Linked DNA regions of Homo sapiens: all the other regions are linked to region 3. Evidence: chromatin loops called from intact Hi-C (ENCODE). Cell type or tissue: GM12878. All regions are shown on one strand. Links, peaks and the distances in the headings refer to the core of each region. The heading gives the core; the rest is flanking DNA.

The links. A loop is a pair of places that touch in the nucleus more often than their neighbours do. Peaks named below come from ENCODE experiments on the same cell type or tissue, not always from the same donor. Only the 100,000 strongest peaks of a DNase experiment are listed, where the experiment ranks them.
Region 1: a loop joins it to region 3, with 10 times the contacts of the local background. A loop is called at or near these places in 18 of 110 quality-filtered maps.
Region 2: a loop joins it to region 3, with 7 times the contacts of the local background. A loop is called at or near these places in 8 of 110 quality-filtered maps.

What each region holds. Positions count from the first base shown.
Region 1 is chr9:109,240,283-109,250,530 of GRCh38, reverse strand. EPB41L4B (erythrocyte membrane protein band 4.1 like 4B) reads left to right here. Exons shown (of 26, transcript NM_019114.5): 14 at 2,742-2,775; 15 at 6,849-6,913. Among named protein-coding and RNA genes, the nearest start is that of EPB41L4B, 76 kb to the left of the region's middle. In GM12878, for the core only: a CTCF peak has its summit at 5,817 (motif pointing left); a DNase peak (open chromatin) is centred at 5,780; H3K27me3 peaks cover 689 bases.
Region 2 is chr9:109,464,750-109,474,997 of GRCh38, reverse strand. The region is part of intron 1 of PTPN3 (protein tyrosine phosphatase non-receptor type 3); the gene reads left to right. Among named protein-coding and RNA genes, the nearest start is that of PTPN3, 28 kb to the left of the region's middle. In GM12878, for the core only: a CTCF peak has its summit at 5,169 (motif pointing right); a DNase peak (open chromatin) is centred at 5,177.
Region 3 is chr9:109,395,688-109,405,935 of GRCh38, reverse strand. PTPN3 (protein tyrosine phosphatase non-receptor type 3) reads left to right here. Exons shown (of 26, transcript NM_002829.4): 19 at 1,328-1,488. Among named protein-coding and RNA genes, the nearest start is that of EPB41L4B, 80 kb to the right of the region's middle. In GM12878, for the core only: a CTCF peak has its summit at 4,289 (motif pointing right); a DNase peak (open chromatin) is centred at 6,465; H3K27ac peaks cover 392 bases.

The DNA.
Region 1 (10,248 bases), core at 1,267-9,266, 160 kb after region 3:
ACAGACTTGCATTGTTTGGACCTTTGGTCTGAACTGCAGCCGCTGGTAGGTAGGCCAGGTTCATTAGGCTCTCAGTCATCCCAGGCGCAGGTCTCAAGGCGGCTGAGAGGGTGGTCTTTGAGATGGGCACAGCTTGACTGTGCCATGCACTATCAGTCAGGACAGTTGGCAAAACGTGGCACGGGGTGGAGCGGGTTGCAGATACCCCGGTGAGCGAGGAGAGCCCTGGCTGAGGCATCAGGAACCCTCCCTCCAGGTACCAGCTGTGTTCTAACCCAGCTCTGGAGACTTAGGCCTTCCTACTTCTGGGCCTCCGTTTTCTTTTTTGCAAATCAGGAGGTTGGGCTAGATCAGTGTTTTTCCAAACTCTTTTACCCTCTGATTTTCACCCTCTAGAAGAAACCTGATGTCAAAGCCCAAAATACAGAACAGACAAATGTGGAGGTCCTCCGGATGAAGCCGAGTGGGGAGGGAGAGGCCAGTTCCTGCCTGCTCTTCTGCCACTCCTCCCACCCCGTAGCTCCAGGGCACCTTCAAGGAACCCAGGGTTCTAGAGAACACAGCTGGTCCCTCATATTACACAGCTGGAAACTCAACCTCGCATCTCTGATTCCAAATCCTACTTTCAGCGTCATTCTGCCTTTTGTCTCTGGGTTTTGTTCTCAGCATCTGATGAAGGGGCTCAGGGGTCCTGTTGAACTGCTCTGTGTCGCCCCCTGCCCCGGAGGGTGGGAGGAGGTTGCAGTATTCTGGATGGGTTAGTTGTAGGTCCCTAGATTCACCCCATTTTTAGGATCCTTCTGGCAGATAGTATGCCAAATGGTATCTGTACCTTTCTTAGCTTGTCGGGGTGTCTTGCTTTTAATTCTCTGGGGCTTGTAAGTTACAGCCCCAATTTCTTTACTTTGCTCTCTAAGGTAGTGATTGTTTTGCTTGTTTCTCCCTAATAAAATTACATTTTCCTCCCAGCATCTAGTGGAGATTATATATTGGGAACCAAAACAAACTAAAAAAAAAAAAAAAATTCTGCCCAAAAAAAAAAGCCCTGATAAATATACCCTTTAGGAACAAATGAGCTAATAACTGCTGTTCGCAGCTGTTCAATTGCTCTTCACAGCCTGTGGGATCCCAGGGTGAGTAGGATTGCTGTGGGAGCCGTGGATGAAATTGTGCTCTGGGCTCCAGAGGTACTACTAGAAAAATAGCACCTTGCGGAACGCTTAACTTACCTGATGAAGTCCAGCCAGAGGTGATCTGGTTCAGAGCCTAGCTCTGTGTACTGGTCCTCCCTGAAAACCAGAACACAGAGCCATTTAGACCCCAAGCAAGACTTATAACAATGATCTGTTTGCCTCTCAGTGTTGGAGAAGCCAGCAATAACACTTGATTTCAAGCACACCTCCTGGCAATAATGATTGCCTGCTCTGTCCATATATATACATATATATATATATATATTTTTTTTTTTTTTTGAGATGGAGTCTCGCTCTGTCGCCCAGGCTAGAGTGCAGTGGCGCAGTCTCGGCTCACTGCCAGCTCTGCCTCCCGGGTTCACGCCGTTCTCCTGCCTCAGCCTCCCGAGTAGCTGGGACTACAGGTGCCCGCCACCACGCCCGGCTAATTTTTTGTATTTTTAGTAGAGACGAGGTTCCACCGTATTAGCCAGGATGGTCTCGATCTCCTGACCTCGTGATCAACCCTCCTCAGCCTCCCAAAGTGCTGGGATTACAGGTGTGAGCTACCACGCCCGGCCTATATATATATATTTAGCATTTAAGATCTCATCAGCCAAGCACAGTGGCTCATGCCTATAATCCCAACACTTTGGGAGGTTGAGGCTGGAGGATTGCTTGAGCCCAGGAGTTCAGGACCAGCCCGGGCAACATGTGAGATCTCATCTCTTAAAACAAACAAAAAGATTCCATCGAAATAGGATCATGATGAGGAGCCCTGAGCCTTTTCTCAGTCCCTCTAAGAGCCAAGTTGGTTTAGCAGAAAGAAGACAGGCTTTAGGATTCTGCAGATGTTGATTCTAGCCCTGGCTCCCACTGACCAGCCAGGCGACCCTGAGCAGGTTTCCCAACTCTCTGTTAGGCAACTGTTCCTTTATCTGTAAAACGAGGTGGTCACATTTGTTGACCTCATAGCCTTGTCGTGTGGATTAAATAATAACAGATGTGAAGTTCCCAGTACAGAGTCTTGTCTGGAGAGAACATTCCAAAGTGGTGGCCAGATTATTGACAGTGGTTTTAATAGCAAGGGGACCCACATGTGGCTCCCACCACAGTACCCAGTGGGAGATGCTCAGGAGGGATCGGTGCCTCCCCCTGCCGTGGGAAGAGGCTCTGCGCATCACTGGAGCTTCTGGTGCCGGTGCTGTGAGGTCTCCCAGCAATGCCAGGGCAGGCCTGAAATGGGAGTAAAATTACTTGGTTTGCCCAACTGAAACAGGACCTCATTTTTGTCACCAAAATATGACATTGAGACTGCATTCTGGAATATTTCCTACTGTTTCTGTTTGTGAGCTCTAAAAGGACAAGTGAAAGTTGCTGTCTGGGGTTTTCCTTGTTATATGTTCATTTTAAACAGCCAATAACCAAAAAAAAGTCATTATGTGGAAGTTCCTATTAGAGTATGTAGCACATAGGAATAGTTCATGATTGTTAAATAAATCATTAATAATGCCACTCTACAACCTATTTTTCTTTTTTTTTCTGTTTTTTGTTTGTTTGTTTGTTTAGCTCTAAAACAAATCCAGAAGTCCATAATTACCAGGTAAGATACTGCTTTTAAAGGTTTTCTTTAAAGAAGGAAAATTTTAAAAATAAAATTTAAAAAAAGGTTTTTGTAAAGTTTCTAAATTTTCCATAATGAGCAGTCATCATATTTGTAATCAGATTTTGAGAAAATAATAACAATATTTGTTTTTTTGAGAAAATGGTAAGAGAAGAGCCCTTTCCTTCTGACCCCTGCCACTTCTTGGCCATCTGAACTGCCTGTTTTTCTTAACCTTGTCAACTGGCAAGCATCAGGGACATATGTTTAAGTTTCTGGGTGGCCACACACAGCCCCTTAGTGGCATTCAAGTGAGGCAGCTTTTGGTCAAAGTGTGTTTTAGGCCTAGGGAACATGAGTCCCTTGAGATGGGCTTCCAGGAAAGGATGTTTTGGTCAAATGTTTGGGAAATGTCACATCTTTCATTCCCCTTCTTGGATTTTACAGTGTCCACTGAGGTATAAAAGTACTGAGAAATCCTGCAAGAAAGACATGTTTTATTTTTTTAAATGTATTGTTTCCCCAAATTATTTGCGAATTGCTCCCCTCTCACGCCCCTGATTAAAAAAAAAAAAAAAAAAACTAGTCTTGAGCTGGCACGGTGGTGTACATCTGTAGTGCCAGCTATTTGGGGGAGCTAAGGCGAGAGGATCACTTGAGCCCAGGAATTCAAGGCTGCAGTGAGCTATTATCATGAATACCACTGCACTTCAGCCCAGACGACACAGTGGGAACTCATCTATTTAAAAAGACAAACACTAGCCTCAGCCCCTTCATATCTTTTTTAAAAAAACGCTAGCCTCAACCCCTACCATTTTTTGGTAGTGGTGAACTCATTAACACGAATAGATACATGGTTTCTAGAACCTGCTTTGTAAAGCACTGTGCTAGGTGATGTGCTAGGCCCATTGCCTGCAGGAAGGAGCACAGGTACGTTTCTATGGCTGGCGTCTTGCTGTTTCTCAGGACGGCCAACCAGGGCCTGTGCCGCCTGCCAGCTCACCCATGCCTGGTAACATGGAAGGTGTGGTTTACAGCTCAGCCTGGATCAAGCACATTCTTCCTAAGCCACTGTGGGTGGCTCTCTCTCTGGCCATTCACAGCCTTGTACCACCTGGTTCCAACTTCTCTATTTATTTCTCACCACTCCCATCACGCTCCATATGTTCAACTCACAGGGAATTGCATAATTGTTGCCCCATAATTTCTTCCCACCATTCTTTGCCCGTGTTTGTCTGCCTGGAATTCCTTTGCTTCCTATCAGTATATTAAAGTATCTCTCAAAGACCAACTCAGAGTTGGCCACAGTGGCTCATGCGTGTAATCCCAGCACGTTGGGAAGCCAAGGCAAGAGGATCACTTGAGCCCAAGAATTCAAGACCGGTCTGGGCAACATAGTGAGACCCCATCTCTATTTTTAAATAATCCTGGGTTCAAGTGATTCTCTTGCCTCAGCCTCCCAAGTATCTGGGGTTATAGGTGTATGCCACCACGCCCGGCTAATTTTTACATTTTTAATAGAGACAAAGTTTCACCATGTTGGCCACGCTGGTCTCAAACTCCTGACCTCAAGTGATCTGCTCGCCTCAGCCTCCCAAAGTGCTGGGTTTACAGGTGTGAGCCACCGTGCCCGGCCAGGGTTCTTGAATCTTGTTATTCACTGATTGTTTTTTGTTAAGGGGTTTTCAGGTGTGAGTAACTGAAAAGTTGTAGAGACAGGTAATTGATAGGTGATCAGTGCTTGAAGGAGAGAAAAATTTTAGAAAAGCAAAGCAGCTGAGCACTGCCTGTGCCCTCTCCGCATAGCCTGTAGTGTGTTCTCACTGTGCGTTTTCTGCTTAGAGTGAACATGAGGCGATTGTTGAAATCAGATCTACTGAAACTCATCTAGGCATTGTTATCGCAACATCATTGGCAACCACGGGTCCTTTGGACCTTGCCAATCTTAGAGGTCTTGTGTTCTATCAAGGGTTGGGAATAAATTGACCGGGAAGAGAACGTCCTGAGAAGTGGCCTGATTGGCATGTGAATACCGTGAAGGGTATTTGAGAGGATGGTGTTGCAGCATTTATCTTATTTCAAGCACTGCAAGGTCAGCCAGCTGCAAAGGATGGATCTCTGTGTTCTCAATGAGGACGCTGTTGGCATTTGGGGAGGGAGAGTTCTTCATTGTTTGGGACTGTCCCTGGAATTGCAGGATGATTAGCTTCCCTTTTCTCTCTTACTATGACAAGCAAACATGCACACAGTCATTTCCCATTGTCCTCCAAGGGATATGAGTGTACCAGTTGAGAACCAGCTGGGTTAACACTAAAATACTCCTTGACAGTTGAGAATGTGAATAAATTGCCAGAGGAGACCAAGGAAGTTTCCAAAATCTTTTTCCAGGTCTGTGGCTAAGGTTCCCACCTCTCTCTCTGATGAATCTGATTTGGTTGTGTTTAAAGCCAGAGGAAAACATAGAGGGTCCAGTTCTAGGTCAGCCTTTCTCTATTGTTGAACAGCCAATGAATGGAACCTCATTCTGGGCCTGTCTATGTGATCAAAACACCTGGAACAGTTAGACTCTGGGCAAATCATCTAAACTCTGTGGGTTTCTGTAGCCCCTAAAGGAGAAATATGCAGAGATTGCAGCAGGGAGATGCTAAAGCCCTGGTCAGCTCCCAGATCCTGCTACTGAGGTATTTTCTCCAGATTCCTTTTCCTGCAGCATGTCCTTCCGGGGGCTGCAGAGTCTGCTTGCTGACAGGCGTCTTTGAAGGAGAAAGGAAAGGCTGCTTGAATACAGAACAGGCAGGGAGGGCATCTCAGGTCCATGAAAATGGAACGAACAGAACTGCTGAGATTCTCTGTGCCAGAGAGCAGGCCACTGCTTACTAAGCAAAGTATCCTGAGAAGGAGGGGAAGAAATAATTAAAAGAGTAACAGTGGCAAGACTGTAGTGACTTAAATGTCAGGAGGGCCTAATTTGCCCCTTAGGAGATTGAGCCTTGAGAAGCCCCTGACTTCTGCTGATGTCTAGGACCACTGCCCTCTGCAGGCCAGAAGTGGAAAGGCAGGCTGCTACCTAGCCGGCTAGGGCTGCACCTCAGTCCGTTTGTGAGTACAGGGTCTGTGTTCTCTTCTTAAAATGGACAACTTCCTTCAAAATTAGCGGGGTGTGGTGGCACGTGCCTGTAATCCCAGCTACCCAGGAGACTGAGGCAGGAGAATCGCTTGAACCCAGGAGGTAGAGGTTGCCAAGATACTGCCATTGCACTCCAGCCTGGGTGACAGAGTGAGACTCTGTAAAAAAAAAAAAAAAAAAAAAAAAAAAAAAAAGACAACCTTCAACCTCCTTCCTTCTCTTCTTTCTCTTTCTTCCTTCCCTTCCCTTCTTTTTCTTTCTTCTCTCTTTCCCTACCTGCCTTCCTTCCCTCCCTCCCCTCATCCCTTCTTCTCAAACTCTCTCCCTCCCTCCTGTTTTATCAGGATGATAAGCGCTCTGGATGGTTTTGTTTGTTTTGGTATTTTGTTTTGGATTGCATTTTAGAAGATTATTTTTATTGCATAAACCAGAGAGAAAGAAAAAACCTTCACCCACGGCCCTGCTGCTTCACTTAGCATCCCTGTCCAGTCCTTGTCTGTGTGCAGATGTAACTGTTCCACATGGTCATTGTCATTTTCAGCAATGACAAAAATTGTTTCTGAAGAGAGAAGTTGCCTCCCACTCTCCCCATCTCTCTGACACCTTCCGCCTCTTCCCTTGGGAAGATGAATACAGCTTGTCTCTGGTACTCCGGACGACCCCCTTCAAGGCCGGTGTTGTCACCTTCTAAGGGCAGCTTCCCAGCCCCTTCACAGGGAGCCGCCTCTGGAGAGGGCAAGAACCGGCACTGGGTGCCAGCCCCCAGCCTTTGTCAGAGGGGGAAACGTGATCGTCCTGGGAAACATCCACCCCCTAGCCAGGGTCTATAGCCTTTCCATTCTTAGTCCCCCAGCCCCTCGGGTGGATGCCAGGAACAGACAAAGCGAATGAGGACCATTGAAATTAAAAGGTCATCAAATAATCAAGTTTGGTGTTTTATTTCTAGCCTCAATATCATCCTAATATCCATCCCAGCCAGCCCCGGTGGCATCCTCACTCTCCAAATGTCAGGTAAGTGCTGGTGCTTCCAGAGCTGCACCTTCGAAAGCTTTCCTTTCTCTAGAAAAGTTCAGATTCTGCTTAGTTAGGAGTAGAAAGTCTGCATCAGAAATAACCCTTAAGGGATGCATTGTCATGGCCGAGATGAATAAATTTTCAAAGCAAAGGTAGCCAGTGATGTGTGTGGATGTATCAAAGGTATGCTTTGTGAAATAAAAAATGAATTGATTTTTTAAAATCATTCTGATCTCATATATTCTTGGTTTTTAGTTTTGTGTTCAAGATGTTACTGAAAATTTCTAAGTAACATTTTTCTGTCCTGAGAATTTGTTTACTTTAAATGTGATGAAAGCTTGGGGATTTTGTTGTCATGGGGTTTTTTTTTTTTTAAGGATTTTTTTTTTTTTTTTTTTTTTTGCGGGGGTGGGCTGGGGGAATGAGTTTGCTTTTTGTGGCAATAGATATTTTTTCCCTAAACTGAGGGGTCAATAAACTTTTTCTGTAAAGGATCAGACAGTCAATATATTCTGCTTTGTGGTCGCTGTCACAACTCCTTAACTCTGCCATTGTACTTTGAAAACAGCCCTAGACAATCCATAAATGAGAGGCTATGGCTGTGCTTCAATGAAACTGATTTAGAAAAACAGTGGGATTGGGCCGAGGGCTGCCATTTACCAACCTTGGCCCCAACCTACCATAATCCTTTCTAAGCCAACTGGCATCTGCTGGACTGTGTTTATAGTTAGGCTTGACAGGTTTTTTGTTTTTTTTTTTTTTTTTTTAAGGCTAGCTTTGTGAAAGCAAATGTTCCTTTTAAGATTTGAATTTTAGATCAGTCTTAATTGGTGTTTATGTGTGAAGCTATTTCAGAAACATAGTTGGCAAGTTCAGTTTGCATAAAGGTGAGGTTGCTAGCCTTTCTCTGAGAAAGTATGGAGAATAAAATGCTGGAAATAAACCCACTTAGAGCAAGGCCAAAAAAAAGTTTGTTGGGGAATTTTGTAACCCCAAAGCGTGATTGTTTATAAACACTTGGTAGTCACTTAACTTTTTAAAGCAGATTAGGTTAGTGGAGTAATAATTCTAAATCTTACTGTATTTCAAAGGTGCTTTATTCTTCAGACGTAAGAAACAGAAGAGATTTCTAGAAACGCTATTTTAATTAACATTGTTTTTACAAAAGTTTGTGCTTATCATTGCCTGTTTTATCATGTTAGTTTCCTTCTGAGGCATGGCCTAGAAGCAGGCCTTCTGAGGAAAGCCGTAAACAGTGCCTCTCTGGGGTGGGCCTGCTGTTGGCAGCTTTAGTGTCATCTGGAAGCTTGTTTAATGCAAATTCTCAGCCCCACCCCAGACCTACTGGATCAGAATCTATGGGGTGGGGCCCAACATTTTGTGTATTTTCAAGCTCTACAAAGATACCCCATGAAAACAGAGTTTGTTAGTCCAACACTTTTGGCAAATGCTGCCTGAGGCATTCATGGTGCATGCTGGCATGCCTCCAAGCAGCCCTGTAGTAATGGAACATTTTCCACCTTCACTTAGCTTTCTCCAGACGGACTTGACCCATGAGACACCCTTTGAGAAATGATGACTTGACCATAGACAGACCCTTGCTCTGCTTGGAAGTTCATAGGTGATCTGCATCTGAATTTTTAAAATTCTTACTAGGAAATCCATTCATTTCCATTCATAGCCATCCCCATTCACATGGCTCATGGTTCCCCCTGCCCCATTTCCTTTGTGCTTGTGTTGTTTCACTTACATTTCTGCATTTTCTTCCATTCTCCCACTAACCATTCGCTCTGCAAACAAAACAGGCCATCCTTTCAGGATGACAGGTCGCATTGGAAAGCATCGGCCAGTGGAGATGACAGCCATTTTGATTATGTCCACGACCAGAACCAGAAGAACTTAGGAGGGATGCAAAGTATGATGTATCGAGATAAACTCATGACTGCACTTTGAGAGACTGAAGCATCTCTCTTCCATTCACCTTCATAGTTTCATTGCATTCCATGAAAAGTGTCTTGGCCTCAGATGGATGGATGTGTTTGGACGAGTGTCTTTAAGGAGTAGTCCTGAAAGGTGTTTTTGGTGTCCATGTAAATATTTGAAGATAAAACCACTATAGCTTGTCATAATTTACTGTTGACTGCATTCTCATTAAAATGAAGGTAAAGGCTCAGGAATCATATTGATGTTCTGATTTTAAAATTGGAGTCAAAGTCTATGTTTATCATTTTACTATGTTCCTGATGTTCTTTGTTATTTAATTAATGGGAGCAAATAAAACCAGAAGAGCTTGGGAAGATTGCTCAGCATATATTCCTGTCGTAGAAGTTGAGATTGCTAGGGTCCAGTTTCCCTAGTGTGGCCTGGACGAGTCATTTCCCCTTCATTGACCTCATTTTCCCCATCTGAAAAGAGAGGGTTGGACTAAGTGATCTCCAAGGTCCTTTCCAACTCTAAAATTCTGCAATTTGTTAACATTTCATTTTGTTTAGGTTGAGGACATACATTCAAACTAATTTTATCACAAGGAAAACTGCAATACCCACTTCCTTGACAGAGTTACTCCTTTCAGAAGCTAAATAAAGTATATAACTTATTAGATGTTATATAGATACAGGGGGACTTTGAATTTCACATCTTAAAGCAGTTGAGCTACTTTGAATTTAAGCAGTCGTACTAATCTTAAATTGCATAGCATTTGTTTTGATCGAATTTGCTGCTCAAGTATGGGAATAATTTTTAATGTCTTAATGATTGGTGCTGCTAACTTGCGTGATTTCAGAAGACATAATTGTGAATACACACTGTCAGAATTGGGGGATTGGTTTTTACCCTAGACTTCACTCTTAAAAAGCAACGTGCAATCAAGATCATTTATGGCTCAAATGAAAGCATATAAGGTTTTCTTGAAGTTGTGCCAAAGCATTCTGTAGAGTAGGATGAGATGGTTGTTGCCCTAGTCTGTTGGTAGAACCAGAAATCAATATGTTGTCTTTTAGGTTAAAGCTTGTACCAAAATATTTATTTCCCCCATTTCAAGCCCTGAGTCAAACATTTTTTTCTCTTAATAATAGACCTGAAATGTTTTATTAGTATTTCTGTGAAATCAGTTGATTCTTGTGCCATTTTTGTATATGTAATTGTAATTTTGCCCATGTTAGGCCCTCTAAAAAATGTTTGACATCCTTTGAGATATTTTATTACTAAAATCTGATCTTTTTTGGCTACTGCAAAAATCTATTCAGCAAGAAGGTATCAGCTGCATACCTTGCACAGTGGAGCTGACTACCTATAAACTCTCCCTAAGGCATTTGTTTACAGGTGTATTCCAT
Region 2 (10,248 bases), core at 1,377-9,376, 69 kb before region 3:
AGTCTAATTATAGTAGCTAGGTGCAAGTTAATTTGCATACACATTATCTCCAGTGATTAAAACAACCTTAGGGAAATCCTTCCTCTTTTATAGGTAGGGAAACTGAGTCTCAGAGAGGGTAAGCAGTCTCTCCGAAGTTAATCTCAGTAAGTGATGAAGCTGAGGTCCCCCCACAGCTGTCTGATTCTGATGCTGGTAACTTTCCCACAGCCTTACATTGTATCCTAATTCCTCTTCTGTGTGACAGCCCCTTGGATTTTTGAAGTACCTAATCTTATCCGCCCTGAGATTTCGCTAAGATTTCAGTTATTCCTCAGGAACGCCTGCTAAATCAGTTTCTGTGGAGTTCCCATACCATGCGTGCATTTTCCCCCCCAACCTTTGCACATGGGTTTTGCAGTGTCTGGAATGCTGCAGCTTCTCCCTGGCCAATACCCCTTATCCTGCAAGACTCCCCATGAAATTTCTGTGAACCGGTCCTGACACCCACCCCACCCTGGTGGATCCAGAGCCCTCCTTGTGTTCCTCCAGCACCCTGGGGCTTCCTCTCCCCTAGAACTTGATACTGCCCACTCCCTGGCCTGGCGCAGAGACGGCACAGAGTAAATGAACATCGAGAGAGTAAATGATGCGGAACTCCTTTGCCAAAGTAGCAACCAAGGAGGCTAAAAGTAATTGTAAACAAGATTGACAAGCCCATGAAATCGTAGTCAGATGCAGGTTGCTTGGAGGCTGTCGTGGGGACAGCTTGTCTGGGGTAAGTCCTGATGTCATTTTCCTCAGTATGACTTGGTTAAAACCCCCCCATGGGCTGGCATTTGCCCTATTTTTCTCCCAGGAGGCAGGTTTGCTGGCTCTTAAGTGTCTGGGTTCACCAAGGTGGCGCGCAGTGGGGAAAGGTTACCAGTCACTGTTCAGTGACTACCTGGGCAAAACCAAATCTTATTTCTTTGCAACCCACCCAAGACATCCACATGGGTACCGAGAAGCAACCCAGGGAAAGTTGAGACCTGTGGAATTTGGGGGTGTGCTGTTTGACACTGCATCATAATCAGATTTCCTAAAACTCTTTAAAAAAAAAAAAAAGAACTTCTAACACAATCTAATTTTTAAAAAACTCAGGAGGATGGCGTTGTAAGTCAGGAGAGAGTGGTCACCTGTGGAAGGGAGTGTCTGGAAGAGGACATGAGGGGCTCCTGCTGGGCTCCTGGGGAGCACTATATTTAGCATTTGTACTTTTTCTCTCTGTGATACTTCAAGAAAAAGGTTTTTCTTTAAATTGAATGGCTTCATTTAATATACTTAGCATGAGTTTTCTGCCGGCTTCAAGGCAAACTTTGTGTTTTAGTTACTAGCTTCTCATCACAACACTGAAAACCCAGCTCATGGCACTTAAGAGATTGGTTTCTCTTTATAGCAACATTACCTCTTTCCCGAAACTGCCCGCGGCTCCCGCAGCATTCTTTATCTTGCCCTTCAGGGAGCTTAAAACTACTACTTCTTACCCTGCCAGGATCAAGTATAACTTTTATTTTGTTAGTTTTGCAAGTGTCATGGTGTCGAACCTATAAATAAAACCTATAAATAAACCCCAACTCCATAATAAGAAAACTATTTGACATTTTGAAGTCGTATGAAAAGAAGGCCAGTAATTACAGATCTCAGTTTGAATACAACGGGTCCTACAAATGACTCCACCCGGGCTTCCCAGGGGCTTCAGTCAGAGAGCCACTCCCCGAACAAATTACAGGGTCTGTAGAACAAATGATTTGATCCCAAAATTGTACTTTTGGAGTATCAGGATTGACAACTGCAAGATGATTCGACGGAGTATTGTGCTGTATTATTAAAGTGACCTGTGTGAGTGTGTCTCCCTTGTGCTAGAGAAAAATCTGAAGACTCGAGTATTAAATATGTTCATAAATCATTTTTTCATAAAAGGTATTAACACATTCATAAATACCCAAATTTTTAAAAAGTTTTGTTCACCAGCACTGGCATTGTCAACTGTGTTATTCATTAGCAGACTTTATGCTTTAAAAATGTTATTTAAAAATTAATGTTTTAGTATATAGGTTCAGGATAAATTTGTTTCTTGGCTTTAACGTTGAATTAGCCATATGAGGTATTCCTCCCTGAATAAGGACGTTTGTTTTTCTAGTTTAGCAAGTATTCAGTCACGATTATGTTTACATTAAAACCTAATTTTAAAAATAAGTTAGTGTATTTAGTGTATTTATCTTTGTATTGTTATGTAGTATTGTACTTTGGAAAATTTAAAAGCCAAGAAAGCAGGCTAAAAATGGCAGAAGGTAGTGTTGATCAATTTATGAAATTATAGAGTTATGAGGAAAAAGATTAAATTCCAGGTACCAGTTGTACAGTAATTTTGTTATCAACTGTACTTATTTTAAAACTAATAAAGGGAAATGTATAGGAAAGTGTTTTCTAAGATATTTGGGCATTTCACAAATGAAAACTGAAATGACTAATTTTTAATTAGTTGGGCTGAATTTCATTAAGAACGTTCGCAAAAAAATAAAAATGATGGTGAAAACAGAAAATATTAAATAACATTTTTAAAAAGAACATTTTCAAAGCCTGATAAATAGCACAAAATGTATGCATCTTGTTTCATTGCTGCTGCTTTAAGAAAGTGCTGGTTGACTCAACGGGTTTCTGAGGAAGGGTGTGTGCATTGTGTGGCCTTTTATAATTTGGACAAATTGTTAAGCATTGGTGTTGGTGAATGATGTGAACTCATTTGAGTGAACAAGCCAAGACATCTGGTTATGCAATATCAAGTGATACAGTCCTTTTTGAATGATGGCAGTTTTCCTGTTGCTTTCTTCTCTATTTAGACAACAGTACTAATCCCAGCACTGACATATAGACTGGAAAATCTGTTACTTCATCAACAATGATTTAGGAAGCACTTCTCCCAGACCGAGTGATGGGACAGCTGCCAAGCTACAGAAACTCTATTTAGCTCTGGGAGGTGACTTGTAATGTAGACAGTAAAACTGACATAAGGATGCCCACCTAACAAAGACCCTGGCTGTAAGCATAGACAGGCAGAACCAAAAGGAACTCTGAAGATTGTCTGGTGGAAGATTTTCCACCGTGTGGCTCTCAGACCAGCTGCACCATTGCCATGAGGGTCAGGGGGTATTTATTTAAAATGCAACTTCAAGCTGGGTGCGTTGGTATACATTTGTAGTCCCAGCTTCTTAGGATGCCTGAGGCAGGAGGATTGCTTGAGCCCAGGAGTTTGAGGCCAGCCTGGGCAACATAATGAGTACCCTGTCTCTTTAAAAAAAAAAAAAGTGCCTTCCATATGACAAGTAAAACCAGGCATGATCCTGATTTGGATTGTGGATCGGGGAAGATAAATAAAGGACATCTTTGGAACAATTTGCAAAATTTTAGTATGGACTGGATATTAGATAAGTGCTTATCAGTTAAATTTCTTCAGTGTGATAATTGTACTGTGGTTATGAAATGCCCTTATTAGGGGGAGATACATGCTAAAATATTTCGAGATAAAGGGGCATGATCTCTGCAGCAAGTGGTTCAGAGAAAAGCCTGGTGTGTCTGTGTGTGTATACAGATGAGAGACATGGGAAATAAAGTGTATGTGGGCCGGGCACGATGGCTCACGCCTGTAATCCCAGCACTTTGGGAGGCCAAGGCAGGCAAATCACCTGAGGTCAGGAGTTCAAGACCAGCCTAGGCCAACATGGTGAAACACTGTCTCTACTAAAAATACAAAAATTAGTTGGGCGTGGTGGCACAGGCCTGTAGCCCCAGCTACTCGGGAGGCTGAGGCACAAGAATTGCTTCAGCCCAGGAGACGGAGGTTGCAGTGAGCTGAGATTGCGCCACTGCACTCCAGCCTGGGCAAGAGTGAGACTCCATCTCAAAAAAAAAAAAAAAGATGCGTATGTACCAAAATGTTAACAATTGAATCCAGGGCAAAAGGGTTACACAGGAGTTTGTTTTTCTTGCAACTTTTCTATAAGTCCAGAAAATTATTTTTTGTTTTACAATGCAGTTTCCTGGGCCCTTACTGAACCAAAATCTCTGTGGATGGTAACCAAGAATCTGCATTTTTAACAAGTCCCCAGATGATTCTTGTGTACGCTAGTTTTAAGTCACTGGTTAAAAAGAAAGTCTCATTTCAGTCACTATTTTTTTAATATCTTGATCAGTGAGCAGACATTCTTAGTTTGAGCTCATCTTAGTGCTTAATAAATGATAAATAAATCCCCACCCAAGTGTTTGTAAATTTTTTTTTTTTTTTGGATGAGGTCTCGCTCTGTTGCCCAGGCTGCAGAGCAGTGGTGCGGTCATAGCTCCCTGCAGCCTTGACCTCCTGGGCTCAAGCGATTCTCCCACCTCAGCCTCCCAAATACCTAGGACTACAGACAGGTGCCACCACATGCAGCTAATTTTTTTTTTTTTTTGTAGATATGATGGTCTCACTAGTAAATTTTATCTTTAGAAGGGAATACCCCACTTACTTCAGAGGAGTTTAAGGAACAGTTAGGCCTGGCTTTAAAACAGACTGGAATGAGAAGCTGTCCTCTTTGAGGTACCAACAGCAGTAGGAAAGCATGGTTTCTGTCTTCCTAAAGGCGTGAGCAATGCGAGTGATTGTTGCTTGTTGGGGCCATGGTTGGCCCCACAAAGAACTCGATACCACATAATGCAACCCAGCATCTGTGTGTCTACAGTGACGAGAGAGAACAACGCTGGTACTATATTAGCTGCTAAATGAATGAAGCATGTGTCTGCAATACGTTAAATATTGGCATTTGACGAGAAGTGCACTTAATTTGATGAATCATTGTCTAGGGTGGCTGATAGTACATGTACTTTTCCATGCTAGAAATGCCCTTCTCTAGATCGGTCATCTGTTGGAGCTCAGAAATAGCTAAAAGGAAAAAAAAAAAGTAGAGGGAAGAAGGCGCTTTCCTGAGTTCATAGGGAAGAATTGGGAAAAGGGGACTGCGCCACGGAGAAGGGCTTCTATACTGCAAAAAGGATTTTTGAAATAAGCTGAACTGGAAGTGATAAGCAAGAAAGAGCAGAGCTGTCCCTGTTTCCCTTGAATGCCAGCGTAGGAGGTGGCATGTCTTCCTCTGATCGCCACTAGGTGGTGGCATTGGGCTAGGCCAGCTTGATGTAGGTTGATTACTGTAGTGAGCCACCCATGATTCATTTATACAGGTTACTTACAAATTGGGTATTTATAAATCAAGACTGTTTTCTTATTCTCCTCCTTTTTTTCAACGGAACTCATATTCTTCAATTAGAGGCCTAAGTCCCTTACTTTAAAAAATAAGAATATGGAATACTTTGCCATTTATTTATTTGAGATAAGAGTCTCACTCTGTCGCTCAGGCTGGAGTGCAATGGCGCGATCTTGGCTCATTGCAATCTCTGCTTCCCGGGTTCGAGCGATTTTCCTGACTCAGCCTCCCAAGTAGCTGAGATAACAGGCGTGCCCCACCACACCCAGCTAATTTTTGTATTTTTAGTAGAGACGGGGTTTCACCATGTTGGCCAGGCTGGTATCACACTCCTGACCTCAGGTGATCTGCCCACCTGGGCCTCCCAAAGTGCTGGGAATACAGGCGTGAGCCACTGCGCCGGCCTCTTTATTTAAAATTATAATAGTGGAGTTGGGTTTGCTCTGTCATTTGCATGTGTTCCTCTCCCTTCTTTGTGTCTATGGTTCATTGGCTTGCGAAAGAACAGTTTCCCAGATCCGAATGTAGACAGACCCTTTGGAAATAAAGCGGCGGCATTACCCTTTCGTTGTCTCAGGCTTCAGGGCAGCCAGGGAGGAGCCCTAGTAGCAGCCCTGTTACCCAACCCTGACTCCCAGGGCTCTGGTGTCTCATGGGCCCAGGGTGTGGCAATTTGTGCCAGCATGCTACTGCTTCTGGTTCCCCTGAGTTTGTAGAGCAGCTCAAAGATGTATCACATATCTATCACAACTATCTTTTAACTCTAGCAAGCTGTCTTTATTAAAGTGGATACATAAAACTTTAAGAAATGGAACATTCATATATCTGTAAGTCGTTTGAAATCAGGATTGCCCTACAAAATCTGGAATCTGTAGACAGCACCCAATGGCATTAGAAGTTTAACGTTAATAAAATGCCTTTCATTGAGTGCCTGGTATGTGTCCCACATGTGCTAGGCACTTTCCATGTGCAACTCTAACTCTCATGGTCTTTATTGTGCCCCTACTGTTTACAAAGTGAGGTGTTGCCTCTTGCTGTATTTTCCAAGTATAATCTTTGATTAAAAACTGTATTCACAGCCGGGCGCGGTGGCTCACGCCTGTAATCCCAGCACTTTGGGAGGCCGAGGTGGGCGGATCACGAGGTCAGGAGATCGAGACCATCCTGGCTAACATGGTGAAACCCTGTCTCTACTAAAAATACAAAAAATTAGCCGGGCGTGGTGGCGGGCGCCTGTAGTCCCACCTGCTCAGGAGGCTGAGGCAGGAGAATGGCGTGAACCCGGGAGGAGGAGCTTGCAGTGAGCCGAGATCACGCCACTGTACTCCAGCCTGGGGGACAGAGCAAGACTCTGTCTCAAAAAAACAAACAAACAAACAAAAAAAAAAACTGTATCCACAATAGAGCTTCGTTTGCTATTGTTTAAAACATTCTAAAGCTATAATGGATTTTTAAACTCATGCAAAGAACAAGCTTGGCTTCCATATTATAAAATGCATCAGCAGCAGCTGTAATCATTTGTGTCAGAGAGGCCAGCATGTTCCTGGTTGGGTTGTGGCTTTGTTTAGAATTAAGAGGCTTATAAAGGAAGCCATAGAAACCCTGAGTTCCCCAATTGCTGTAGTACAGGAAACAGGGCAGTTAGTCAGCATCCATTGTCCCGACCAGATTGTTTAAGATGTAATTTCAAGACAATCTGAAAATACCACATGGCTCAATTATTGGGTTATTCAACATCAGGCTCATTCTTACCAAGGTTTGCTTTAGGAACCATTGTAGGAAGATTTCTGCAGCTTTCATAAAATACCTATTTATGACATTGTCATTAGGTTTCAAGCCCTTTATGTAACAATCAGAGATGGGTGTGAGAAAGGGAAGTCTGTCTCTCCTGGGTTGCTGGTGGGCTTTATTTTGTCAGCTAGCTGTGTGACTGTGCTGGACAGCATCATTGCTAACCACGGTGAAATGAATAAGTCCCAGCGGCACCCACGCCAGCACGAGCAGGAGCTGCTCAGGTGAAGTCTGGAAATCAGTGTCCACCATTGGAGCATCAGCCCATGTGACTTTCATTTGGAGGCACCTGTTTCAAATCTTAGTTTTTTTCTGCCTGGGGTCATTGTGTGACTATCTCTGCTTTAGCTGTTCCACAGAACAACTGCCCACCTCTTATCACACACAGTGAATTCATCCACATAGTGCATGGCTTAGATTCCGCAGAGCCTGTATTCTAAGGCCATCCATCCAAAACACACCCTGAGGTTCCCTGGAAACCCACTCCTTTAGTCCTCGTCTTCCTGGCTGTTACTTTGAGGGCTCCCAAAGGGAATGTGATCCTGCGCCACACCTGAGGATGCTGAATCACCACTGGGGGTGCGGGGACAGGCAGGTTTTAAAAGCTCCTCAGGTGATTCTGATGTGCACCTCCCACTAAAACCAACTTGAAATGGTTCTATTGTGTCTTTTGAAAAAAAAAAATGTAACCCACCTGAGATTCTTAGACAAGAACTAAAAAATAAAATTGACATTTTAAAGTCAATGTGGTTAAAGCATTATGGAACACATTTGTTGTCTTTTGATAACTTTTTGTATTACTCAGAAAATGCATCCCTGCTTCTGATGACATTTTCATTGGAAAGGGCAAGGCGGAGGTGGTGGGGTGGGTGGAATTTTATAAGCGACTGAATAAGTTCCTTTGCACTGCTGGTCCCAGGAAGTTTTTTTTTTATTAGTATTTCAGACTCTCTATCCTTATCTAAGGAAGAAGGGAGGTTTGCTTGGAGCTCCTTAAATATAATGATATGAGACCAAGTGCTTCTCTTCCTGGATGTACTTTCTGCACAGCTTTCATCATTGCGGTTTCTCTTTCTACACCTAACCGGTGCCCCCTGTCATTCCCTGAAGCTTGTTTCTTAGTCCTCCAATCTGCTTTGGCCACATCCGTCTAAGAGCTGAGTCACCTACTACTCCTTGGTACTGACTCCCAAATCTTTTCTCTAGCCATGCCCTGACATTAGGCGCTACTTTTCCAATTACCCGTGACTTGCGTCTGCCAGAATGGACCCTGGCAGCAGCAGCTTGGTCATCACCTGGGAGACAAGATGCAGACTCTTGGGTCCTATCAAGACCTACTTGAATCAGAGTCTGCATTTTAACAAGATCCCCAAGCACTCTGTATGCACACTGCAGTGTGAGAAGCACTGGTCTATGGGACATCTGTCTCCCCTCCCCTCTGCATTCCTTCTTTCTTTTCTTGCTTGCTTTCATTTTTTAAGAGATAGAGTCTTGCTGTGTTGCCCAGGCTGGGCTCTAATGCCTGGGCTCAAACAGTCCTCCCACCTTGGCCTCCAGAGTAGCTGGGACTACAGGTGCACACTACCGTAGCTAGCTACATTCTACTTAGACCCTCCCCCATTTTTCTCTGTCAAATTTGTCTATCCTGTTGTATTGCTATACGGTATTGTTGTACTGCAGTACTGCTATATAGTCTATGTTATATAGACTATAAAATTTAGCTTCATTTTCTATTTCATTCTTCCTTCCATTCATTCGGACATTTACTAACTCTACCAGACCTAGGTTTGGAGGTACAATGAGCAAAAGCAGACCTAGCCTTGTGGGGCTTCGCATCTAGTGGGAGAAGCAGATATTAAATACACATCATGAGTTCTAAGTGTGAAATGAGGGTAAGCACTAGTGAGTGAACTCTGTCACACAAATCTGTGACTGGTTAGGGAGACCAGGGAAGGCTTCCCAGAGGAAGTGATGCTTGTGCTGAGCACTGACGATGAACTGGAGTTAATCAGATGAAGAGGAGCAGAAAGAGCTTTGCAAGCAGAAGGAATAGCCTATGCAGAGGCCCAGCTCATCAGAGAAAGTTTGTGGAGAATTAATAAAAAAAAGTTAACTTACTCTCAGGCCCTTCATCTTTATTTGCTCTTCCACCCAACACTGTCAGAGTTATATCTTCACCGTTCCCTGAGCCAATTTGATTTGTAGAATTACTTCACATATTCTTTTTTTTTTTTTTTTTTTTTTTGAGACAGAGTTTTGTTCTTTTTGCCCAGGGAGTGCAATGGCGAGATCTCAGCTCACTGCAGCCTCCGCCTCCTGGGTTCAAGTGATTCTCCTGCCTCAGCCTCTGGAGTAGCTGGGATTACTGGCGCATGCCACCGTGCCCAGCTAATTTTGTATGTTTAGTAGAGATGAAATTTCACCATGTTGGCCAGGCTGGTCTCGAACTCCTGATCTCAGGTGATCCGTCTGCTTCAGCCTCCCAAAGTGCTGGGATTAGAGGTGCATGCCACCATGCCTGGCTAGTTTTGTATGTTTGGTACAGATGAGGTTTCATCATGTTGGCCAGCTGATCTCGAACTCCTGACCTCAGGTGACCCGCCCGCTTCGGCCTCCCAAAGTGCTGGGATTACAGGCGTGAACCACCGTGCCCGGCTGCTTCATGTATTCTTTGTAGAAGCCTAGATCCTCCCACCTACGTGATATAGTCATGTCCTCAGTTGCACACCTTTCCAGTCTTTTTGCCTACCTCTCCACCATTGAAATCACCGGTTAAACCAGTTTCCTTACTGTTCCCTAATATCATGGTCAGATTTTGAATGCCCTCTAATTCTCTCTTCATAAATATTATACTCTCTTTTTCAAAAAAGTAAACTTGTTATTAAAACATACATATGGAAAAGTACACAAATCATAAATGTAGAGCTTGGTAAATTGTCACAAAGTGAGTACACCAGTGTCATTAGCACCCACATCACGAAATAGAATGTTAAAAGCATCTCAGAAAATGCATCTCCCCCTTCCCCTCACTACACACAAAGGTAACCATTATCCTTTCTTCTATCAGCATTGATTAGTTTTGCCTGTTTGTAAACTTTACATAAATGGAATCATGCAGCAGATAATCTGTTGTGTCTCATATCTTTTGCTCAATGTTAAAGCAATTGATTCACGTTTTGCATGTAATGGTAGTTCATTTCTT
Region 3 (10,248 bases), core at 1,157-9,156:
GCAGTGGTCCCGACTTCACAGGGTTGCTGTGAAGATTAAATGGCACTTGGGGCCAGGCACAGTGGCTCACACCTGTAATCCCAGCACTTTGGAAGGCCAAGGTGGGTGTATCACTTGAGGTCAGGAGTTCAAGACCAGCTTGACCAACATGGTAAAACCTCATCTCTGCTAAAAATACAATAGCCAGGCATGGTGCCATGTGGGTATAGTCCCAGCTACTCAGGAGGCTGAGGCAGGAGAATCGCTTGAACCCAGGAAGTGGATGTTGCAGTGAGCTAAGACTGTGCCACTACACTCCAGCCTGGGTGACAGAGTGAGACTCCATCTCAATCATTCAATCAATCAATGGCACTTAGACTGGAAAGTACCTGCATTGCTGCCTGATGGGAGCAGAGGTTTGAAGGACAGCCTCTACTGAGCATCACACTGTTGTCTTTATAGTTGTTGTTATAAAATAATACGTCAAGTTCCTTGAACACCGTGCACAGCTGTAAAATACTGAAAGTAAATGAAGGTTGTGTCTGCAAAGCCCTGCGTCTCTGCCTGCCTCACACGTTTGGCTGACACTCCATACTGCTGTGCTCCTGCCTCGGCTCTGCTCCCACTGCAACTCTCAGTCCAGAGCCACCAGGACCAGCTCTGACCCCACCTCCTCCGTGAGGCCTTACCAGATCTCTCCGGTTCCCCACCTGTGCAAGGTTGGGAGTTGTGGGGGGGTGGTCCTAGCTTTGCTTTCACCTGTATTGAATTTAACATGAAGGGAAAACGTGCACTAAAGAGGTAAGGCTGAAGCACAGAAGAGATGCTAGGACTACGATATTTACGTGGGAGCCTCCCACATAGAAACGGCCCTGAGTTAGGGATTGAGCTCTCAGGAATGATGGTGTCACAGGAAAAGCTTGGGACCTCACCCTCATGCCTGAGGAAATGCCCATTTTAGGGAAGTAAATGAAAAAACCTGAGAAAGAAAGGGGAGTCGGGATGGGTAGAAGAATAACCCGGTCAGAAAGAGCAAGCAGAAACAATATGCTTTTTTAAATAACATTCTTTCTCTTTTCTTTACCTTTGACAAAAGCCTCTGAGTGTTAAACACCATTATTTAAAACTAACCAGGAAGATTAGTATGTCATTTTATGTAATTAACACATATTGAATCATTCACCTAGAAGTAGTATCTTTGGTGAAAATGATTACCATGTAGCTTAATCATTTAATAAGATGTTTTGAACCATCTGCATTCAGGTGTCATAGGTGTGATTTGTTTGAGGGAGACGGATAAACCTGAGTATTGCTACACAAGTCAGATGCACTGTCTTGTACGTTACAGCTGTCCGCTCATTTGCTGACTTCAAGTCTGAAGATGAACTGAACCAGCTTTTCCCCGAAGCCATTTTCCCCATGTGTCCGGAGGGTGGGGACACTTTGGAGGGATCCATGGCACAGCTAAAGAAGGGCCTCGAAAGCGGGACGGTGCTGATCCAGTTTGAGGTAAGACCCTCTGGAGGCTGAATCCCACTGCCATGTCGCCTATTGGGCTGCCCCTGCCTCTGAGCAGTGGAGGAAATGAGGCAGAGACACAAGCCCTTGTTTCCTTGGTCGAGATGATTGTGTGTTTCACAAACCAAAAGCAGTCAACTGAGTCTCTGAGGACTGACAGGGCGAGGCCTGTGCTTGTCGTGGATAACAGGGCACAGCAGGCAGCCCCCTTCTCAGGCTCGGAGCAGCAAGCAGGGATCAGGGTGGCCACCCTCGCTGAACTCTGTCTCACCCTCTTATTCTAGTAACATTTGGTAGTCATGGAGAAACATGCCAGAAACTGAGGAGGAGGGACTCTGAGTGTATTTAACTGCCAACACAAAAGCTCAAAACTCCCAGCAGTGGAAGGCAGTGGAGAGGTGGCTGTGGGTGAAGGAACCAGCTCTCTGACCACCCCCAGCCATGTGCTGGAATTTGGAGCAATTAGTGTTATCCCATGAGGGCATAGTGTCTCGCCCTCCCAAGTTGCCCAGAACCCTATAAACACAAGTAAGAAACCAAACTCAAACCCCCATCTTCCCCAGGGGAACCTGTGATTCATAGGATTCAGGCTGTTGACAAAGGTACACACAGACATTTTTTATAAAACAAAAGGGAACCAAAGGAAACTCAGCTTTTAAGCCAGTTTTACTGATCACTAACAGAATTAAAATAGAATGTGTTCATCTTCCAAATTTATTTTCTTATTTTTATTTTTTAAATATGTTGTTGTCGTTGTTTAAAATAGAGACAGGGTCTCACTGTGTTGCCCAGGCCAGTCATGAACTCCTGGTCCCACGCCGTCCTCCCGCCTCGGTCTTCCAAAACGCTGAAATTACAGGTGTGAGCCACCACACCCAGCCCATCTCCCAAATTTATTTAAAAGTAGAAGAAAACAGAGTAATTCCTGTAATAAAAGAAATAACACCAAAAAGCATAAAATAGGTCAACAAAAGAAAATAGATCATCATTAGAAATAACAACAGTCTGGGTTCATAAATTCAGGAAGAGAGTCACATGGGACTCAAGAACAGAAATCAACAATGCATTATTTATTAGAAAACCACATAAAGGAAAAAGAAGCAAAACTCGGACATTTGTGAAATGTGTGTGACTGCAGAGTAATTGAGGAAGGCATGAGTAATAGGAATGTTTAAAATGAAGGAATGCAAAGCAGAGAGCTTTGAGTGAAAGATTGATTTTATGATGCATGTGAAAACACATTAAAGCAATGTGCATTGAACAGCAGTAGAAAGCAAAAATCCACAAGCCAAAAAGTAAAGGTGACTGACTTCCCCGCCAAAACAATCAACAGGGAATTAATTAATTAATATATTTATTTATTTAGAGACAGGGCGTCTGTCACCCAGGTTGGAGTGCAGTGGTGCCATCTTGGCTCACTTCAGCCTCTACCTCTCAAGCTCAAGTGATCCTCCCACCTCAGCCTCCTGAGTAGCTGGGACTACAGGCATGCACCACCACTCCTGGCTAATTTGTTTTTTATTATTCTTTTGTAGAGATGCAGTTTTGCCATGTTGCCCAGGCTGGTCTCAAACTCCTGGGCTGAAGCAAGCCACCTGCCTCAGCCCCCCAAAGTGCTAGGATTACAGGCATGAGCCACTGCACCCAGCCATTTAAAATTTTTAATTAATCATCTTGACACAATATAAAACAAAAATTATGTACTTATGCAAATGAAGTCTGGATAAAAGGGTAGTAACTATAATTACTTGAATAGAACTAATAGATATATTACTGAGTATTCTACAAAGGGAAATAGCCCTTTTTTTCAGTGGCCTACAGGAGGCTGTTCACACTTTTGGTTAAAAAGAAGAAAATGTAGGCTGGGTGCAGTGGCTCACACCTATAATCCCAGCACTTAAGGAGGCTGAGGCGAGTGGATCACCTGAGGTCAGGAGTTCAAGACCAGCCTGGCCAACATGGTGAAACCCTGTCTCTATTAAAAATACAAAAATCAGCCAGGCGGGGTGGCAGGCACCTGTAATCCTAGCTACTTGGGAGGCTGAGGCAGGGGAATCACTTGAACCCAGGAGGCGGAGGTTGCGGTGAGACAAGATCAGCCTAGGTGACAGAGCAAGACTCCATCTCACAAAAAATAAAAATAAAAAAAAAAGGAAATGTAGAGGTTATCTTCTCTGGCCTTGCCTTTCAAAAAAGTTCACATTTTGAGCAGTAAAACTCATTCATATTTTCACACACTCCAAAATCGAAACAAGGAAGAACTTAAGAGCCAGTCACAGTGCATACCGGTTTTTTGGTATTAGAGAGGACAGGAAAGGCAGTGAGAAGTCGTTTGTTTGTTGATTTAGCGAGTGTGTCTTGGGTATTTCCCCTGGATCAGGAACCTGATGAGGGAAGGAGAGGGGAGTTTCTGGCCCCAAGGAGTTTACAGTCTAATTTTAGTGTATTTTAGGAGGTACATCATGTGTCCCAGAAACAGCTGAAGACCAAGACAGGGTAAGATGTTATTATACAGAATATATGTTCTGCAGCAACTGGAGGTGAGGGGACTCCAGGAGATCCCTGGAGTGAGATGTGTGGGATTAATAAAGGGGTGATTAGGATTAAGTGTGTGGGGGGAGCATATTCCAGGAAAATCTCAGCCCAAATGCAGACAAAGCTCATGGGGTATCACGTAGCATAAAGAGACAGGCCTACCTGGGTGGACAGCGCAGTGCAGATCCTGGGCAATGCCTCTAGGTGACCACCGTCCTTCAGCCCTGCGAGAACTGGTTCCAGTTTATCAGATAGTCCACAAGGAGGCGCTGTGGGCTCTCACTGAGGAAAAGCCAAAGGCTGGTGTTTTCGGTGTTCATGAAACCTCCTTCACGCAGGTGGCTCCAATTTGAGGTGTGTTTTACATATGGGAATCCCACAGGTGATTTCCCTTGAAAAGTGTTCAACTTTTTAAAAAGTTTTCAAAGACATTAGAGATAAATACCCACCCTGTCCCCTACCTGTGTTTCTCAGAGGGTGACCCTCCGACCACTTGTATGGAGATCACCTGGGGAGTTTATTAAATCAAGGCCCCGCCCACAGCTACTGGATTGGCAGCACCAGGATGGGACCTAGATACTGATACTTTTAACAAGATCAGCACCTGTTTTGATGCACACGCTGTTCCAGAGGAGAGGAGGTGAAGACCCAACCGGAACCACTGCTGTGCATCCGAGGCTTTGTCTTTGGAGGGTATGGTGGGATGATAGCATAAGAAAAGGAGAACGTATACATTTTAGGGTTGCGTTTTAGCATGTACACGTTTCCTTCATTTTTGTCTATACAGTTCCTCAAGTAGGATATTTAAGTAGGAAACCCTTCTTTTTAATAAAATCATTTGCAGAATTCCAAAATACAGAACAGATGAAAGCAGGTCTGCTCTGTGACCTGTGATGGAACCAGTAGGGTCCTCAAAGCCCAGCCTCTTCAGTCTTCCTTCACTGGCCCCCAGGGAGCCCTAGGCTAAACAGACCATCATGTGAAAACCACTGTTACAGGTGCGAGAATGGTGTTTTACAGAGCAGCCAGAGGAGAGGCATAGAAAAGGAAACCAGATAAAATGAGAAACTAGTAGGAAAGGAAAGCTTTCATGAGCACTTACTATGTGCCACAGGCTTTAAAGGATATCACCTTAGGTAATTCTCACAAGAGCCCTATATAGATGCTGTCATTATCCCAGTTGTAGGCATGAGGGAACACAGTCTTGGACAGGTTAAGTGACCTCTTCCAGGTCTCACAGTAAATGTCAAAGGCTGATTGGAACCCAGGCTGGCCAACTCAAGGGGTGGTTCTTAGCCACTCTGAAATAACCTTTGAAAACTACAAAATGCTGTTGATGTATGAGAGTTGTTATTAGAATAATAGAACATCTGAGCTAGAAAATATCTGAGAGGCTGTCTCCCTACACGGAGCCAGACAGATTTTAAATCCTGGCTCTACCCTCACTTCCTGTGTGGCCTTAGGCACGTCCCCTAACCTCTGTGGCCTCTGTTTGCCCATATATAAATTGGGTATCTTGTGAGTTCATTTAAGAGTTAGATGAGATAAATACTTAATGTGTTGTCTGGTATGTGGTCAAAGTGCCATAAAAAGTAATAGCTGTTATTATTTATAAATAAAGGGAGGCTCCAAGAGTCTGTAGAACATGCCCAATGTCTGCCTAAGAGGTGGTCACAGGCCGGACATGAGGGCTCATGCCTCTAATCCCAGTACTTTGGGAGGCCAAAACAGGGGGATCACTTGAGGCCAGGAGTTTGAGACCAACCTGGGCAACATAACAAGACCTCATCTCTACTAAACATAAAAAAATTAGCCAGCCATGGTGGCACACACCTGTGGTCCCAGCTACTCGGGAGATTGAGGTGAGAGGATCACTTGAGCCTGGGAAGTTGAGGCTGCAGTGAGCCGTGTTGGCTCCAATGCATTCCAGCCAGGATAACAGCTAAAAAAAAAAAAAAAAAAAGGTAACTGTGTTGTGCTGGGTTTGGAGCTCTGGGTCGTCTAGTCCTGGTGTTCCAGTTCTCTACCTTCTCCAGTGTGGTTGGCAGGTGGGCGTCCTGGCTGATGGGGGTGTACACTGGACAGGAGTAGGAAGAGGAAGGGGCTATTCCCCAGCAGGGCCCACTGCAGGTGTCCACACCACCCACTCCATGGCACGAAAGACCTGCCCTGGGGTAGCCTTAATTCCCTTCTGCGAGAGCTGGTTTCTATCAGTGCTTGCTTTGGAGCATTTTTTTTTTTTTCATAAAGGGAATTCCCTTTATGAAAAAAAAGTCCCTCCTGTGGCTTTCAGTAAACAATCACAAGTGTGTTCCAGAAAGCATTTGGTCCCAGCTGTCATAAAATCACACTTAATAATTAGCATTTCTAGAGCACTTTGGAACCTAGCAAGTGTGGTGCACATATGTTGTCTCTGTTAACTCTCACAACAGTACTGTGAAATCGATATGGCCAGCATGATGAGGATCACCCTTTTACAGATGGAGAAAACGAAAATCAGAGAGGCTGAGGGACTTGCCCAGTGGCACACAACTAGTCAGAGATAGAGCCACAATTAGAATATATGTTAAATATCTAGGCTAGGCATAGTTGCTCATGCTTGTAATACCAACACTTTGGGAGGCTGAGGCGGGACGATTGCTCTAGCCTCGGAGGTTGAGGCTTCAGTGAGCCATGGTCATACCACCGTACTCCAGCCTGGGCTGCAACAGAGCAAGACCTTGTCTCAAAAAAATAAATAAAATTTTAACTTATTGTCGGCAACTCGCCATTGCTGAGTGTACCCAGCCCTCACTCTATCCTCCAACATTAGCCATTCCCTTTGGTAGCCACACTGTATGACCTACATCAATGGGAGCAGTTTGGTGGTATTTTTGATTGGCCCCAAACTGCCTAAATACTCTTTGTGTAGCCAAGGTAGGGTGTTCCTCTTTCTCTTATGTAAAGGAGCAGAATTGGGGTTCACACTGACCCCAAAATTACCACTTCCAGGAAGCTCTTGTTTTTGTTTGTTCCTAAGAAAAACTTGGAGATTAATCTACATGTTCCCTGAGTTGAAGTGTCCATTTAAGCAAAGGACAGGATCTGCATTTGGTATAGACTTTCCTGGATAAAAGCTAAGTGATGATGCTAACCTGTCCTTTATTTGAGAACCAGCTTCCCAGCAACAAAGGATCCCAGTGTCCATTTTCATCCAGTGACCAGGTGACTCACAGCTTCCCTACCTCCTTGCCCACTGTTAGTTAAGAGCTCGAAAATGAGGAACACCACAAGAGAATGCCTGCATCCCCCAGTTGATGGATTACAGCAGTGGCTACAAAAGACCACCAAAGGTCATGTCAAACTCAGATACCCGGCCCCTCCACTTCAGCATCCACCATCTTCACCAAAACCAGAAACCATCTTTGTTCTTCTGGCCCCTGTTTTTACTTTACTTACTCCTACATTGCCCATTATAGAAGATAGCCATTAATGTCAAAACAAGTGACTCACTGGCTCCTGTGATAATTATAAAAGGTGCATTTGGAAGGGCAGAGGTAGCTGAAAACTTTATAAGAGGTTTAAATTGACACCTGTAGAAATTAATGAGAGCAATTGTATCTTCAAGATTAGAACCCTTTAGACCGAGTCTCATTCTGTGGCCCAGGCAGGAGTGCAGCAGTGTGTGATCTTGGCTCACTGCAGCCTCTGCCTCCCACGTTCAAGTGATTCAAGTGATTCTCGTGCCTTGGCTTCCTCAGTAGCTAGGATTACAGGCATGCGCCACCATGCCCAGCTAATTTTTGTATTTTAAGTAGAGATGGGGTTTCACCATGTTGGCCAAGTTAGTCTAGAAGTCCTGGCCTCAAGGGATCTGCCCACCTTGGCCCCACAAAGTGCTGGGATTACAGGCATCAGCCACCATGCCCGGCCCAAAAGATTGCATTTTTAAAAACGGTTTTCCAAATAGTTTGTTGTTTTTGTTTGTTTGTTTGTTTTTTAAGGAAAGAAAACATCATCAGTATAATGTGTATCTGGGATACACGGAGCAAACTGGGGGCTTTGGAATGACCGTGTGTGCAGCCTTTACATTTCAAGTGCCAGCGACCCACCTAAAGGAAGTGCTGCCATAACTTATTGTTGTGTGTCTGTCTGAAAGGGCCCCTGCAAGAATACTTGTTAGGTTTGCCAGCAGTAGAATCTGCATCTGGGACTGTGCCTGGAAAGGGGCACTATGGAAGGTCCCAAAATTACTAGCAACGATTTCAATTCAGCAAACCTTTCTGGGAAGGTAGGTAGAGGCTCCAAGACCCCGCTAGATGGTTTCTCTTGCCCTCTGGCTGGGTCAGATACAAAGGAAAAGCGATGTCCTAGTGTGGGTGAGCTACCCGTGAGTAGTGAACTGTTAATTTGTCTACCAAGTGGTACTAAAACAACCTCTTGGGGTGGGCTCTTTGGGAAAAATGGGTTACCCTCAGCTTAGTTATAGGGCACTATGTCTAAGAAAGCTGAAATTGCTTTGAAATTCTCTTGGGCATGCTTTATTCACATGGTTGGCACTCATTTTTGAAAGCAGCAGATCCCATTATTCCTTGACTCTACAAATTTTTATTGAGCACCTACTATGTGCCAGGCACAATGCTGGTCTGGGGTTTGTGGTAGTGAACAAATGAGATTCCTGTCCCCATAAAGATAATGCCGTAGTGGCTGATACAGCAAACAGCCATTTTGAAACTTGGTTCCTTGGAGTCGACTCTGGGTTTTTGTGGAGGGCATGAAAGGCAATCTGCTTCTGGCCTTTGCTGTCTCCTTACCCATGGTTTCCTTGATTCCCGGTCCCCCTTTTTTTTCCTGTCCTTTTCCCTTTTTCTTCCCCCTTCTTGGGTTCTCAGCCTTCAGGAATTCCCCTTTTTCTGTTCATAGAGTTGACGGAGTGCTTGCTTCCACTTGCTGGGCCTTGCCAGCATCCGCTGGTTAGAGCCAGTTGGGGGTGTGAAGCTCTCACCTGAGGGATGTGAGTAGGCTGCACACCTTTGGTTGAGTGAGGAGATTAGAGTCACCTGATGCCTTCTCTAATATTATAGTAGGTGACTTGTTCTAAGAAGAAATATTTAAGCCAAAAAACCATCCATTGCACCCCTACCACATTGGAGAGCATCTGCTCCCACCATTCAAATTTTTTGTCTTTGGAGGCCAGAGCTGGTGATACTGATACTGTAATTTCAATACAGTTGTTCCTTAGCAACCCCTCTTAGCCGAACTTTTTATAATTTACCGTTAGCTTCAGAGCTTCTTATAACTATACTCTGATAGAATGAGAACAAAGCATTTTAGGACATAAAAATTAATAATTTTTCATAAAATTCAGTGGTTTTGTCATTTTGTATCCCTGTGACCCTGCCTCTCAGCCTCCTGGTGACTCCCATTCTAGGACAGAATCTAAGGGACCTGCAGCCAGGAGCTGTTGTCTCCCTCACACTCCTTCAGCCCAGGAATAACCAAAGCAAATTGTTGTTTTTCCGATGAATTGGAAAATGAAAAAAAAGTGAAGGTTCTCTTAAAAGCCATGTCTCATACTCTGGCCAATATCACAAAGCCTTAACTCATTCCGTTCCATCCCTGACCCTTCCAGAAAGACATACCTGTGATTCCTACACTCACTTTCCACTCTGTCCCTCCGCCTTCTCAGAGCAGTGTTTCATAACCAGACTGCCAAGCAGCCCACAGGGCCTGGAGAAGAGTCGATAAATTTTAGGAACTTGAGGCCAGGCGCAGTGGCTCACGGCTGTAATCCCAGCACCTTGGGAGGCCAAGACGGGTGGCTTGCTTGAGTGCAGAAGTTCAAGACCAGCTTAGGCAACATGGTGAAAACCAGTCTGTACTAAAAATACTAAAATTAGCTGGGCATGGTGGCGCACGCCTGTATACAGATTCCAGCTACACGGGAGGCTGAGGCAGGAGAATCACTTTAACCCAGGAGGTGGAGGTTGCAGTGAGCCGAGATCACACCATTGCATTCCAGCCTAGGTAACAGAGTAAGATTCTGTCTCAAAAAAAAAAAAAAAAAAAATAGGAACTTGAAAAAAAATATATACATATATATAGAGAGAGAGAGACACACACACAGACAGACACACACAGACAGGGTCTTCCTCTGTCTCCCAGGATGGAGTGCAGTGGCACAATATTGGCTCACTGCAACCTCCACCTCCCAGGCTCAAGCAATCCTCCCACCTC